Regions from separate parts of the Homo sapiens genome. Here region 1 is linked to region 2. Evidence: chromatin loops called from intact Hi-C (ENCODE). Cell type or tissue: heart left ventricle. All regions are shown on one strand. Links, peaks and the distances in the headings refer to the core of each region. The heading gives the core; the rest is flanking DNA. Region 1 has its middle 50 kb from the start of UQCRFS1-DT. Region 2 holds the start of LINC01532 (long intergenic non-protein coding RNA 1532).

What was found. Hi-C counts contacts between places; a loop is a spot of excess contacts. Peaks named below come from ENCODE experiments on the same cell type or tissue, not always from the same donor. Only the 100,000 strongest peaks of a DNase experiment are listed, where the experiment ranks them.
Region 1: a loop joins it to region 2, with 2.8 times the contacts of the local background. A loop is called at or near these places in 2 of 110 quality-filtered maps.

The regions. Positions count from the first base shown.
Region 1 is chr19:29,259,579-29,266,658 of GRCh38, reverse strand. No RefSeq gene overlaps it. Among named protein-coding and RNA genes, the nearest start is that of UQCRFS1-DT, 50 kb to the right of the region's middle. In heart left ventricle, for the core only: CTCF peaks have their summits at 2,802 and 3,007 (motif pointing right); a DNase peak (open chromatin) is centred at 3,014.
Region 2 is chr19:29,001,735-29,008,814 of GRCh38, reverse strand. It overlaps LINC01532 (long intergenic non-protein coding RNA 1532), which reads right to left and starts at 6,260. Exons shown (of 5, transcript NR_040036.1): 1 at 6,192-6,260; 2 at 5,075-5,213; 3 at 4,563-4,641. It also overlaps the pseudogene RNA5SP470. In heart left ventricle, for the core only: no CTCF peak of the experiment used is centred there; no DNase peak of the experiment used is centred there.

The DNA.
Region 1 (7,080 bases), core at 2,003-4,502, 260 kb before region 2:
ACTCTGGGTGTTCTTCTCAGCCCTTGTCACCAGCTGACATGCTCTGGATTGTAGGTGGCTGCCAGTTTATTGGTGTCTTGGCGTGTGTCTGCTGATCTCTGCATCCCTCTCACCAGGAAGAGTATTTGGCATGTGATATGGATCCACAGCCCACACAACCTCACAACCCAGAGAGGGATGCAGGGCACAGCCAGCCCTGGATTGCAGAACCATGGGCTCTGCTTTGTGAACTGCTCACCCCAGGGTGTGAACAGACCTGCATTTTCACACTAAAACAGGAGACCTGATTGTTTCTTGGGCACTTACTCAGTGGGCAGCATTTCCAAAGGTGACCCTGGAAGGAGGATGAGACCTGGGGGCTGGCAACAGCAGCAGTGGAGGGTCTGCTGACAGGCATAGGCCATGCTCTGTGTCATCTGGGGTGTGGCACCACGGGAGGAGCAGCGAGTTGACGGTGACAAATTCTCTGCCAGCATGGTTTCAAGGGATGCTGTGAGCTCCCAACCTGGAATGGCAAGCCAGTGGGACGTTTATTAATTGTGCTGTGCTGGAGGAGCAGGGAAATGGATTTGGATCCTGGGGAGGTGCAGTATTGACATTGGAGAGCCTCTTTTTGAAATGGATGGGTCATTTCTGAGGATGGAGGCAGAGCCCAGGAAACTTTAAGTGAAGAAGCTCAGACTCTTTGGGGCATGTGTCTGTTCAACACTTTCTCTGAGCATTGATTATGGGTCCGGCTTTGAACGAGATCTGTTAGGGGCTCAGAAAGGCGACACGGAGGGCCCTGCCCCAGACAGTGCACAATCTGGAGTGGTGCTGAGTCTGGCCTTGATCAGGAGTCACCCTGCAGAATAAGCAGCTGTGTGTTGGGGCCTTACATGAATGTGGACAGAGAGACAGCCTGGAATGTCCAACGCACATCCAGGAGGCAGAACACTAAGATGAGAGGTACCCTGTCCTTTGCACGCAGGCCAAGGTGGGAGATAAAATTCAGGACTTGCTCAAAAGTGGGAGCAACCCTTGCCCCCCGCATCTCTCTCCAGGCTCCAGGAGGAAGGAAGCCCCCATAGGAGATGAACCCCGAGGAGAGAGGAGGCCATGTTTCCTTCCAGTCAAGGAGAAGCGTTAGGAGTGGGGTGGGAGTGGTGCAGAGAGAAACTGGGAACATCCGTCCTCCAGAGACCCACATTCCAGTATGGACACATTCAGGAACACAACCCACACCATGTAATGTGGTCTTTCCCAGAGGCCCTGGGACCTTCTTTTCTTTTCTTTGGGACTCCATCCCTCCCCCAGAAGTCAACAAGAATGATGGTGGCAGAGCCACCTTACTCGGTAATGTGAGGCGATCATTGCACGCCACCACTGTCGACCCTTTGCACAGACAAATCACATCCACCCCAAGCTTGCGTGATTGTTTTTTAAATAGTGGTGACCGTGTTTAGCGAACACTTTTTATGACATCACATTGTTGACCTCAATCTGAGGAGATGGGGGAGCTAGCCCCATTTCACAGATGCAGCGCTGAGGTTCCGGGATGTGAGGTGAGGTGATCACAGGCTCACAGCCTGGGAAGCGCAGAGCCTGGGAAAGGCCCACATGGTCTAGCTGCAAGGTCTGTGCTCAGGGCCCCACAGCAGCTTGCAGATGGACAGAACTGGGCCTCATGGACAACATCAGAGGACTGCTTCAATGACAGCTGAGAGTGATTTGTAATATCATTAACTGCTTTGTTTAATTTGTCCCTGAAAACAATTTATCTCTTATCTAATTTAAATCTGTCACACCCTGTAGACATGTGAGGACTATTAAAAAACCCTTTCTTTACAGATAGTGGATGCCAAATGCTAGCCTAACCTTATCCATGCCATTGCACAAGCAATGGCAATTAACACCTGCTCACTCCCCTACAAGAAGGAACCCACCCACCGTTGCACTTCCCTGGTGATGCTAATCTCAGTCCCCTCTCCACTCCCAAGCATGTCCGTGTTGTTCTAATAATCTCAGCAATTGATGGTAAACTCATAGGCATGAATTCTGCCTCCACCACCAAGTTTCTCTAGATTTGACAATTGAACAGACCTCTCTTTTATGCCCTGTAAGATGAATGCATATTTATTTTTTTTGCTGTTAAGGGGTGAAAATGGGAACAAGGAACATTTTATTTGCCTGTGTGATGTGTTTCTCTGCATTCTGCAGTGAGCTTGTCTTTTCTTTCTTCCGCATATTAGACTGGGGGCCTTTGCTGTCAGTTCTATTTGATCCACTCCCTACATTGCTAGCCTGGTCTTGTCACATACATGCTACATAAATGAATAAATGATAAGCTTCTTTCAAGAATTTTGCCTTATTGAATTCTCTATTCTTAAGATTGATTTTATTTTAAAACCAAAATTTAGCAAAAAAAAAAAAAAAAAGAAAAAAGAAAAAGCAGCAGATCACTGGCTTAAATTAGCTTATTTTTAAGAATAGAATTGTCTTTTAGAATAATGCATGTAGACACAGCCAGTGTTAGAAGAATGATTAATTAATACAGGTGCAGGCACAAAGGCAGAAATTCCCTGGCTTGGAAGTCAAGACATGCAGCATCTGCATCCTCCGAGGAATTCCTCTGTGGCCTGCTGGAAGGGAGGGGACCTTCTGCCCTGCATCAATGAGATAATGAGTGATTGCATCGGCTCAGCGTCTCAGGATGCAGCACGCCTCTGTCAAAAGATTCTCCTTCCAGAGTGGAATTTCCAAGGGAATACAAACGGTGCATTTACTGAATCAAAAGGCATAGGAAGGGAGAGTTGAAAGGTTGGGTGTGGAACATCTAGATATTTAGGCAGTCCCTCGGAAAGAAAAAGGAGATTTGGAATGGGATTAGCCTGGAGGGCATCATTGACTAGCAGTGGTGCCTTGGGCAAATTCTTTGTCTGTTTCCTCATCTGGAAAATGGGGATAATGATGTCCATGAAGATTAGGGAGCTCTCCCAGGCTGCAGCGGGACCACGAACCTGAATTCCACTTTCAGCCAGCAGGGGGTGTCTGGTGCTTACTTCCCCAACCAAAGGGTGTTTCTCAAACCTGATTCTATAGCTCACAAGGACCTGGAGTTGACACTTAAGGTGACAGCTGCCCCTTCCTTCACCCTGGAGGGGTTTGGGGTGATGCTGTGGTTGCTATTCTTATCACTGGTGAGCAGGAGGGAGGAGTGAAGTGTGAAGTCAGCTGGGCTCCAGGCAGTGTCAGGGGGAGGGGAAACCATCATTTGGTGGCAACTGCAGCCTTGGCAGTAGGGGAAGAAGAGGTCCCAGGAACCAATCACAGCCTGAACCAGCTGCTCTTCATCCCAGTTGGCATGAGAATGCCCAGCTGAGCCAGGGAGGTATTTAGAGACAGGATTACACATGACGTGCAGAAAGGAGAACCAAGGGCAGAAATGAACCTCTAGCTGTCCTTGTCTTTCCCCAGGAAGCCTCCCTTTTCTCTCTGGTTCTGGAACTAAAGCCATTTTCCTGGGTGATTGTGGGGCTTGAGATATCCTCTGGGCACAGAGCAGTGGACTGGAACCATGTCCTTGCCAAAGTGTGTCCAGAGAGGGGCACGGGGCAGAGCCCCGGATTGCAGAACCGTGGGCTCTGCTCTGTGGACTGCTCACCCCACAGTGTGAACAGATGCTGCACTTTCACACTAAAAGAGGAGACCCAACTGTTTCTTGGGTGCTTACGCAGTGGACAGGATTTCCCACTGAGGTGTCCACATGCATAGCTTCTTCTGGCCCTCCTGTGGCTTTGAGCATGCAGGAGTCATGTCATGACCACTCTGCAGTTGAGCATCTTGAGTCTTACAGGATGAATTGTCTGAGTGGAGGAGAACTTTGGGTTCATGCTCACCCACCTTGGAAGAATTTAACTCCACGCCTGTCTCACTCCGTGACTCTGGAAAAGTTATTTGAGTTATATTCCATCCTCCTGTGTCCTGATCTGTCAGCTAAGAAAACGAAATAGGACTTAGTGAGTGAATGAATGGCAGTGGCTACTACATTCTCAGTGCTAGAAAGGTGCAGGAGAAAGGTCACTTTCCATTCTTTCTATCCTTAGATTTGTGCACGTACACACATTCACACACACCAAGTTTGAGATCGTTTTGCAATTAAAAAACAAGGGAAGGCCATTTTGCATCCCTGAGCCTCAATTTCCTCATCGGGAAACTGGGGATGATAATCTAAACAATAATAATTAATAATAGTAATGGTGACAGTTTCATATTCAGCACCTTCTCAGCACCAGGTATTAAGTGTTTTACATACATTATTATGTTGTGATAATTAAATGAGGTAATGCACATAGAAGTACTTAGTACAGTGTCTGGAACACAATAAACACTCCATAAATGTTAGCTAATGTGGTGATTTCTGTATTCAGTGTGGATGATGTCATTGGCTGGTGTCTCATTCTTGGCCTCTGTTAGACACACACTAATGTACACACACAACTACACACCACTAGGGTTTAAACATCTTTTTATACTGTTTTATCAAACGATTTTATTCTTTTACTACCCAGATGAGAGTCCCTTGAGGGTAAAGGATAAATAACCTCCCAAAGTGTTTTTGCTTCTTCTTGTTGTTTTGAAACAGAGTCTCTCTCTGTTGTCCAGGCTGGAGTGCAGTGGCACAATCTCGGCTCACTTCAACCTCCACCTCCCAGGTTCAAGCGATTCTCCTGCCTCAGCCTCCCGAGTAACTGAGACTACAGGCATGCACCATAACGGCCAGCTAACTTTTATATTTTTAGCAGAGACAGCATTTCACCATGTTGGTCAGGCTGGTCTCGAACTGTTGAGCTCAGGTGATCTGCCCTCCTCGGCCACCCAAAGTGCTAGGATTACAGGTGTGAGCCACTGCACCCAGTCTTTTTCTTATTTTTCTCTACTTTTTTTTTTTTTTTTTTTTTTTTTGAGACAGAGTTTCACTCTTGTTGCCCAGGCTGAAGTGCAATGGCATGATCTCGGCTCACTGCAACCTCTGCCTCCCGGGTTCAAGCGATTCTCCTGCCTCACCCTCCCAAGTAGCTGGGATTATAGGTATGCGCCACCACGCCTGGCTAATTTTGTATTTTTAGTAGAGACGGGCTTTCTCCATGTTGGTCAGGCTGGTCTCGAGCTCCGGACCTCAGGTGATCAGATTATCTGCCTGCCTCGGCCTCCAAAGTGCTGGGATTACAGGCATGAGCCACCATGCCTGGCGTTTTTTCTACTTTTAGGATTCATCTCAATGAAAGGCCAAAGCATACACACTGCAAGTTCTTTGCCCCTGCATGCAGCCTCTGCTAAACGTGTATAACCTGGTGTCTTCTAGAGCTTGCTACCCCTAAAGAGTTTTTGAAAACATGACAGAGAGTGACACTGCTTGTCAGCTGCAAGTGCTGTCATGGCCTACTGCCTACTGATTGGTTGTTCTTCCACTCTTTGCTAAGCAGTGAGGAGACACAGTCTCTCCCCAGGTATCCTAAAAGCTGATACTCACCTTGGCTGCCTCCCAATCTGCTCACAGAATGGAAAATGCAGCCGGAGTGTCAAGCTGCTGACCACACAGATGGCATTGAGATGTTGCATTTGTGAGACTCTGGAACCACCCAGAGCCCCAGCTTATGGGGACCCAAGGGAGATTACATGCGAAGAGGGACACCCCTTATTAGTGTGAGTTATTGCATTAAAATCTGCCATTGCTGTGGCTACTAAAATGGATGGTGTAAGGATATCACACCAATTGATAAGTCAGTTAAAAAGGTGGTCAAAGAATTGTGTCTGAGTAAAGAATGCATGGACACAATAAAAGTGGTAACAGCAAAAACAAAAACTAATAAGCAAATTTAAAAAGTATTACCAGCTAATATTAGTGAACATTTACTACTCACAGGTGCCCTGTCGACACTGTTTCAGAGACCATAGATAGATGGGTGTTATTATTACCCCCAACCAGCAGGGGGGGACACAGTGCTGTAGAGAGGGAAGGTGCTGATGTTCAACCGCCAATCAGCACCACTTGCCTGTGTTGCACAACAAACAAGGCAATGGAGTTGGCATCTGAGCCCCAACAGTGCGATTTCAGAGACAAAGAGCTGCCCATTGTCCAGTGGGAAGCAAACTTGCCAATGCCTGGGCCTAGTAGGCACACACACACACAAAAACTAAATGATTTTGAATGAATGAATGAATGAGTGTTGCTGGTGGGCAGGCATTTTGTCTTCTTCAGTCTGTCTCCCCAGTGCCCAGCATATAGTTGGCTCTCAAAAAGATCTCTGTGCTCAGCCCCAACTCCCTCCATGAGCAGCCCCATGGGGTCCTCACTAGCTTCCTGAGTGCTGTCTACTTCTCCAGCACAGAGACCTGTCTGGGCTGGACACGAGGGTCGGGTCTGCTCCCAGGGCTACTCAGATTGTGTGACAGCAGGCTTGACGCTGAGCAGGCCAAAGGGCACACAGTTGCAAAAGCCAGATGGTTGTTTCTAAATCCAATTCCCTCCTGCTGCCAACCTGCTCTGAAATACAATCCATCACTCACCATGATAGATGTCTTTGAACTTGGGAACTCAACTCTTGAGAAGCAGAGGAGGGAAATTGAATACCAACCCTCCCTGCTCCCCCCAGAGAGGTTCTGTTGTTGCTGGAGGTGGTGACAGCTTGGAAAATGGTGTCACAGCTCAAATTAGTGCTGAGCAGGCATGGGGCACTGGTGTCTTCAGGGACGGCTGCTCCCACGCAAGGCTGAGACAACCTGGGACCCAGTCACCCACATCGCCATCAGCATTCCCACAGCCCTGGCTTTGGTTTGGAAATCAGACATTTCCAAGGGCATCCTGGACTAGGGGAGAGAGAACCTGCAAGTCAAGAATGGCACAATAGAAACTACAAGGGGACCTCTCTTTATGTTCCGGTTGTAAATACGTACTCATATTAAAAATGTTTGTATGTAAATTGAATTCTTATAGCACTATTTTTCTTATTATTACAGTAATGGAGGTTTGATTAGTTACAATTCTTCTTGTATCAACTAATAGAAGCACTCAAGTGAGCCCAAGCAAAAAAGATAACA
Region 2 (7,080 bases), core at 2,810-5,309:
ACCAGGCCCCTTGGCTGCTCCAAGCTCAGGGTTTCTCCAACTGTAAAAGCGAAGTAACACCTGTGCTGTGGCTCCAGCAGGGCTGTGGTGGGAATCAACATCATATAGCATTCAAAACACCCTGGAGGGTGTGTTGCTATGAGCAGAGCTTTCCCAGCACCCTTTGGGGTTTCTGCTATTGACCCCAGGGGTTACCCTGGGTGCAGGGCCCCGAACTCTTTTGGCAGAATGAACTCTTTTAGCCCCTGCGAGGCAATGACAGCCCTGTGGGAAGTGAGTGTGCTTCAAGATGATGTGCTGCTTTCAAAATCCAGCTCAAAGCCAGGTGCCAGGGCTCACACCTGTAATCCCAGCACTCTGGGAGGCCAAGGTGGGAGAATCGCTTAAGCCTAGGAGTTGAAGATCAGCCTGGGCAACATAGAGAGACCTTGCCTGTAGAAAAATTAAAACAAATTGGGCATGTTGGTGAGTGCCCGTATTCTCAGCTTTTCAGGAGGCTGAGGCAGGAGGATGGCTTGAGCTCAGGAGATTGAGGCTGTAGTGAGCCACCATCGAACCACTGCACTCCAGCCTGGGCAACAAAGTGAGACCCTGTTTCTATAATTTTTTTTTTTTAATTAGCTGAGTACAGTGGCGCACACCTGTGATCCCAGCTGCAAGGGAGACTGAGGTGGGAGGATCGCTTGAACCCAGGAGGTAGAGGCTGCATTGAGCCATGATCACACCACTGCACTCCAGCCTGGGCGACAGAGTGAGACCTTGTTCATAAAAAAACAAATAAAAATAAAAATAAAATGTCCAGCTCTGCGTCTGGGTGACCTTGGGCCACTTCTCGCCTCTTCGGAGCCTCCCAGTCATCTTCTGTAGACTGAGAAAATCCATACCAACCTGGTCCTCATGACACATCTCTTGGGTGCAGGAAATAGAAATCTACTTGGGCTCACTCCAGTAAACAAAGATTTATTTAAAAGAATGGACGTGCCTCACAGAGCCCATTAGAGTGGAAGTGCCCTGGACAGGGAGTACTGCACACTGGGCCCTGGAACAAGGCCACAAGGCCTGGCCCCCAGCAGCACCCAGTACAATAGAACATCCATGGAGTCAGTGCAGCTACGGGAAGGTGGGTTCTCAGGAAGGCTGGGAGCTGAGGGCTGGAATCTGTCTGGAGCTTTGGTGATCAACAGCTCCATCCCGCACCCTCCTCTATTCCTTATCCTCTCTGTACATTTGCTGGTTCATTTTCCTCTCTCTGTAGGTAGGAAACCTGGAGCTCCCATCTGCAAGTACCAGCCCAGGCTTGGGTGGCTGGGGCCTGCCTCTCAATGGCCTCTATGTATTTCTGAGCCCAGTTCCCCATCCCCCAGAAAGAGAATGTAAGTGGCCCAGGCTGAATGAGCGTCCACTTGGTTACAACTAGAGGAGAGCTCCCTGGCATTGACAGCGGCTCCTCAGGCTGGAAGAGGGGCATCCTCTCTAGAAAATGAGCTGCGGGAAGGTGCTACATCCCTGTTATGTAAATTTGACCAACGGGCCATTTTACAAAGCCACCTAGAGCTGTGTGTGGCACATAGTAGGTGCTCAGGGAATAGGAGCTATTGTTCTGTGTGGCCAGGAGTCTCAGGACCTCAGCAGGTGGGATCTTCAGCTCATTTCTCATCTCTGCATACCTGACTGGTGACTCTGTGTGTGTGTGTGTGTGTGTGTGTGTGTGTGTGTGTCTGTGTGCGTGTGTGTGTGTGTCTGGTGTGTGGGGGGCGGGAAGGGAGGAGAGCTGTCACTCCCAGGGTCTTGAGACCACAAATTCAGCAAAGTCCCCTCAGCTGGCAGCCTGATAAAACATGTGTTAGTTCCCACATTTTGGAGTCCAGTTCCAGCCCAGATCTGATTTAAGAAGCTTTTGAGTAGGTACTGTGGCTCATGCCCATAATCTCAGCACGGTGAGTGGCCAGGGCGGGAGGAGGATAGCTTGAGGCCAGAAGTTCCAGACCAGCCTGGGCAACATGGCAAGGCCCCATCTCAACAAAAAATAAAATAAAATAATTAGCTGGGTATGGTGGCACAAACCTATAGTTCTAGCTGCTGTGGAGGCTGAGGTGGAAGGATTACTTGAGCCCAGGAGTTAGAGGCTACTGTGAGCTATGTTCATGCTCAAGTGAGCTTTCACTTTCTCTGTGGAGGCAAGTTAAAAAAAAAAAAAAAAGCAGCAGCTTTCACAGTTACAAGCAGAACCAGGGACATGATATAGCACTTCACTGCAGCCACATCTCATGGACTTCCCTCCCTTCTTAATACTACAAATTCCAAATACTTTACTCATGGACAGAACATCCTTGATTAAGTTGGCTGATCATCATATAACGTATTCTGGGTCTCTATGTAATTTATTCACATGATCATTCAACATTCTACAGTTAAATCCTTCCCCCAGCACCACGAATGAGAGTCTTTCATTGCAGATGAGTGAGGACCAGGCTGTCCTGAGCTGACATTCTTGCTACCGCCTGGAGCATATGTTATACATGAGAATTAATAAGTATGAAGTTCAGAACATATCTAGGTATTGCATCATATGGTGTTTTTCATTTTTTGTTTGTTTGTTTGTTTGTTTGTTTGTTTTTGATAGAGTTTCACTCTTGTTGCCCAGGCTGGAGTGTAACGGCCCAATCTCGGCTCGCCACAACCTCTGCCTCCTGGGTTCAAGCGATTCGCCTGCCTCAGCCTCCCAAGTAGCTGGGATTACAGGCATGCAGCACCATGCCCGGCTAATTTTTGTATTTTTAGTAAAGACAGGGTTTCTCCATGTTGGTCTGGCTAGTCTCGAACTCCCGACCTCAGGTGATCCACCCTCCTTGGCCTCCCAAAGTGCTGGGATTACAGGCGTGAGCCACCACGCCTGGCAGCATCATATGTATTTTATGAGAATTCTACCTTGAGTGTTGAGAAAGAGACTGAAAGAGAGAGAATTCTCGTTCAAGCCATCAGAGTCATGGAGGCATTTCTATCAATAACTCTCTGTAAACTGAAAATAAAATCCTAAGCCCCTACCAGCTGAGTACCTCTTCTTGGCCTAGGGGACCCCAGAAAAATCTTAGAAAATGAGTGTCTGACCATGACAGGAAGGGAGGCCAGACACGCCTCGTTACACTCCCTCCCTTTTGGAGTTTAGACAAAACCACTGCTTGGCATTCATGCTAAAATAGAGATCAGAAGACTGACAGAGCAGACCCTTTGCGACAATAGGATACCAATTATAAACAGGACCTAAGGCCGTGCCAGACAAGGGGTAAGTCATGCACCCCTACAGGTCACTCTGACCCAGTAGTTTGGTTAACAAACTTCCTTAACTTAAAACATTCTTTTCTGCTAACTCCAAATTTTTAGACAAAGCTCTACTCCTTTAATCAGTTGCAAATTAAAGAATCTCTAGGTCCACTGATGATCTATAAGTCCCTGCTTCAAGATATTCCACCTTTTGGGGCTGATCCAAAATACACCTTCCATGTATTAATTCATGTCTTCACTCGCAACTCCTGCCTGCCTGAAATGTACAAAACTAAGCCGTAATCCAACTGTCCCGGACGCACTCTCTCAGGGCCTCTTAAGACTGCATTTCCGGGGCCATGGTCACTCATACTGGCTCAGAATAAACCTCTGAAAAATACCTTACGGAGTTTGATTTTTCCATCAATAGCTCCATCAGTTAGCCAGGAGATGAGGAAGTTGCCTTGCTGATCTCTCTTCCAGTCCTGAGTCCCATGCATCTTCCATGGCCTGGGGATCTCTAGATTTGGGGGTCCTGAGGCTGCGGGGATGGGCCGGCGGGCCTGGCTGATGGGGCGGTGGCAGGTGGGGCTCCTCCGCAGCATGCTGAAATCTGTGGCACCTGTGACCCTGCTAAACATTTCCCTTTTCTGCTTCTTGAATTTTTAAATTTTTTATTCATTTTATATTTTAGAGACAGAATTTCATTCTGTTGCCCAGGCTGGAGTGCAGTAGTGTCATCGTGACTCACTGCAATCTCTGAACTCCTGGGCTCAAGCGATCCTCCTGCCTCAGCCTCCCGAGTAGCTAGGCCCACAGGCACTAGAGATGGGGTCTTGCTATGTTGCTCAGGCTGGTCTTGAACTGCTGGGCTCAAGTGATTCTCCCATCTTGGCTTCCCAAAATGCTGGGATTACAGATGTAAGCCACTGCACCTGGCCACATTTTCTGACTTTCGCAGGCAAGAGCGGGAGAGCTGAGTGCAAACCTCAGCATTACAGACATCTGCAAGAACTTTCCAGCAGGCTGCTGGCTTCCTACGGCTAAGTCCCTTTTCCCTGCGGTAGTGGTGGTCTCTGATCCACAGAATGTCAGCTGTTCAAGTGGGAAAGCCTGGGCCCAGAACTGAGAAAAGGCCTTTTCCAAGTCCCAGAGTGAGCTGCTAAGTGAGATGGAACAAAACCTTCACCTCTGGCTTCTTCTCAGCCAAGCCCACATTCATTTTCCCTGTTTGACATTTTTGACTGGAGGTTCCAACTAAAAATAGTGACCCAGTTACACACAAGGACTAGGAAACTCACCCTCCGGCCCTGGTGGCTGCATCATCTCGACTTCACTCTGCGGGGCATCCTCCACAGACCCATCCCTCTCCAGCTGCCTCTGCAGTGTCAGGATGATTGAACACAAAAGGAGACAGTGCTGAGACATGCCAGGCTTTACCACAGCATTCAAAAGGATTCAGCATTCAACCTCCAGCCTGGCCATTCAATGCCAGATTATCAGCAGCTCTGAAGAAGGAGCTCAAGAGGCTTCATCAGGAGTGCACAGCATGGCCTGAGCTGGTCATGAGAGTGAAGGTCCCACCATGTGGGCTGGGTGATGGGGGAGCACAGAGAAAGGGGGTGGGGATGGGGTCACGTTGAACTAGGCTGGGCAGCAGCCTGTTTAGTAAAAGTCAGTGGGCACACAGAGCTAATGCCTGATCTTTTCATTCAAGACCACAAGGTCCCATCAGGGGTTCGGGCGCCCAGTGTGTTAGGAATTCTCCTTAAAGGTGGCCCCAGCCCTCCCAGCCTGTCTTCCCCGAGCATACCTGAGCAACATCTTCATTGCATTTTAGTCCTGAGATGGGGAAGGGACCCTCTCTTAGGGGCCTAATGAGCCTTCCCAAGCATGAAAATAAAGAAAACTCCTGCGTTCCTCGAAGGGAAATTCCAGGCACCTAGGTAGGCCTGAAAAGTAAGTAAGCAAGAAAGCAATCGTCACCTAAAGCCAAGGAAATAAGTCCAGAGATTTTTGGTTTCTCTACAGAAATGAAAGATAACATCTCAACATATGTCCCTGAGTTCTTTCACACACCCAGACCCCACTGCAGACCCCGGTGGGATTCGCTGACAGGTAGACCTCGGATAAGGGGGAATTGCAGGCAGAACTCTGACCACACTGTTCTTTGTTTTAAGTTTATTCCTGAGAGGCTTGGTGGGAGTCACCCTGTCCCCTAGCCAGTTAACATGTTTTTCTGCTGACCCCCAATTTTTAAACAAAGCTTCTCTTCCTTAACTAATTGCAAATCAGAAAATCTTTGAATCTACCTATGACCTGTAAGCTCCTCCCCTTTAAAGATGCCCCCACCCTTTTAGGCCAAAATCAGTGTGTACCCTCCATATATTGATTTCTGATTTTGCCTGTGGCTTCTGCTCTTCTGAAGTTTACCCCTATATATATATATATATATATATATATTTATTTATTTATTTATTTATTTATTTATTTATTTATTTTCAGTCTTGCTCTGTCTCTCAGGCTGCAGGGCAGTGGTGTGACCTCGGCTCACTGCAACCTTTGCCTCCCAGATTCAAGCAATTCTCCCACTTCAGCCTCCCAAGTAGCTGGGACTACAGGCGTGTGCCACCACACCTGGCTAATTTTTGTATTTTTAGTAGAGACAAGGTTTCACCATGTTGGCCAGGCTGGCTTGAACTCCCAACCTCCAGTGATCTGCCTGCCTCAGCCTCCCAAATTGCTGGGATTACAGATGTGAGCCACTGCACCCAGCCTACCCCTACCTTTAAACACCTTCACCCTCAAGCCATGTGGGAGGTCAGGAGCTGAGCAGTAGCTTCCAGATCCTCCTTGCTTGGTGCCCTGCAAATAAACACTTTCCTTTTTATTGCTGTGAAAACTCGGTGTGGCTGTCGGGTTTTACTCACCTAGCGAGTGGACCCCAGTTCGGTTCTGTAACAGTGCCTCTCAGCGCTCAGGGCTTCCTGAGGATAACGGCTGCAAAGCTGCTGTCTCCCTCCCCAGGGCTAGCTCAGGGTCTCGTGTCTGAACCACATGCTTTGTTCTGTCTGTCACAGTTGTTTTTCTATATTAGAGGAGAGGCTGCTTCCCACCTTCCTACTTACATTTGTGGGTGTCCTCCCGAGACCATCCCACACTTTGCTTAAGGCATGGGGCTGGGCAGGAGAAAGGCGAACCGTGAACTTCTAAAAGATCCATCTGCCCCCACAATTTGGAGCTTGGGGGATTCTCTGACTCCATTCCTTTGGGTGAGGGGAACACGTGTTTAGTCAACACTGTCCTTGTTTAGCCAACATTTGCTTTCAGAAAAGTACATTTCCCATGGAGACTTTTATTCCTAAGCTTGGTTGTCCCGAAAAATCTTTTCTCCTTTTTCACCCGTTAAGCAGAAACAAAAATGCATTTCTGCAGGGAATAAATCATTTGCCTGGAGGCCGAAACTCTAGAGGAAATCTGTCCAAATGTTCATTTGCATATTCGAGCTTTTAGCATTCTCCTCGTGTCTCCGAACTGGAAACTTGGGAGAAGTACCGACTCAGTGTTCCAGCACAGCGTTTTATGAAACCCAAACCAAGCTGATCAGTGAATCAGTCACCCAGAACTGTTTCCTCCCGGGAATGAGCTCTGGGAGCTAACCTTGAACCAGGAAGACAAGATGAGGAAGGAGGGAAGGAATCACTGGATTAGAGCCGCCTCTGTCACCCGGTGGCTGATAAATTTTTTATTTCTCTGAGGCTTGTCTTTCTTATCTGTAAAATGGGCACACTTTGTTTTCTTCCATCCAAGTATTGATCA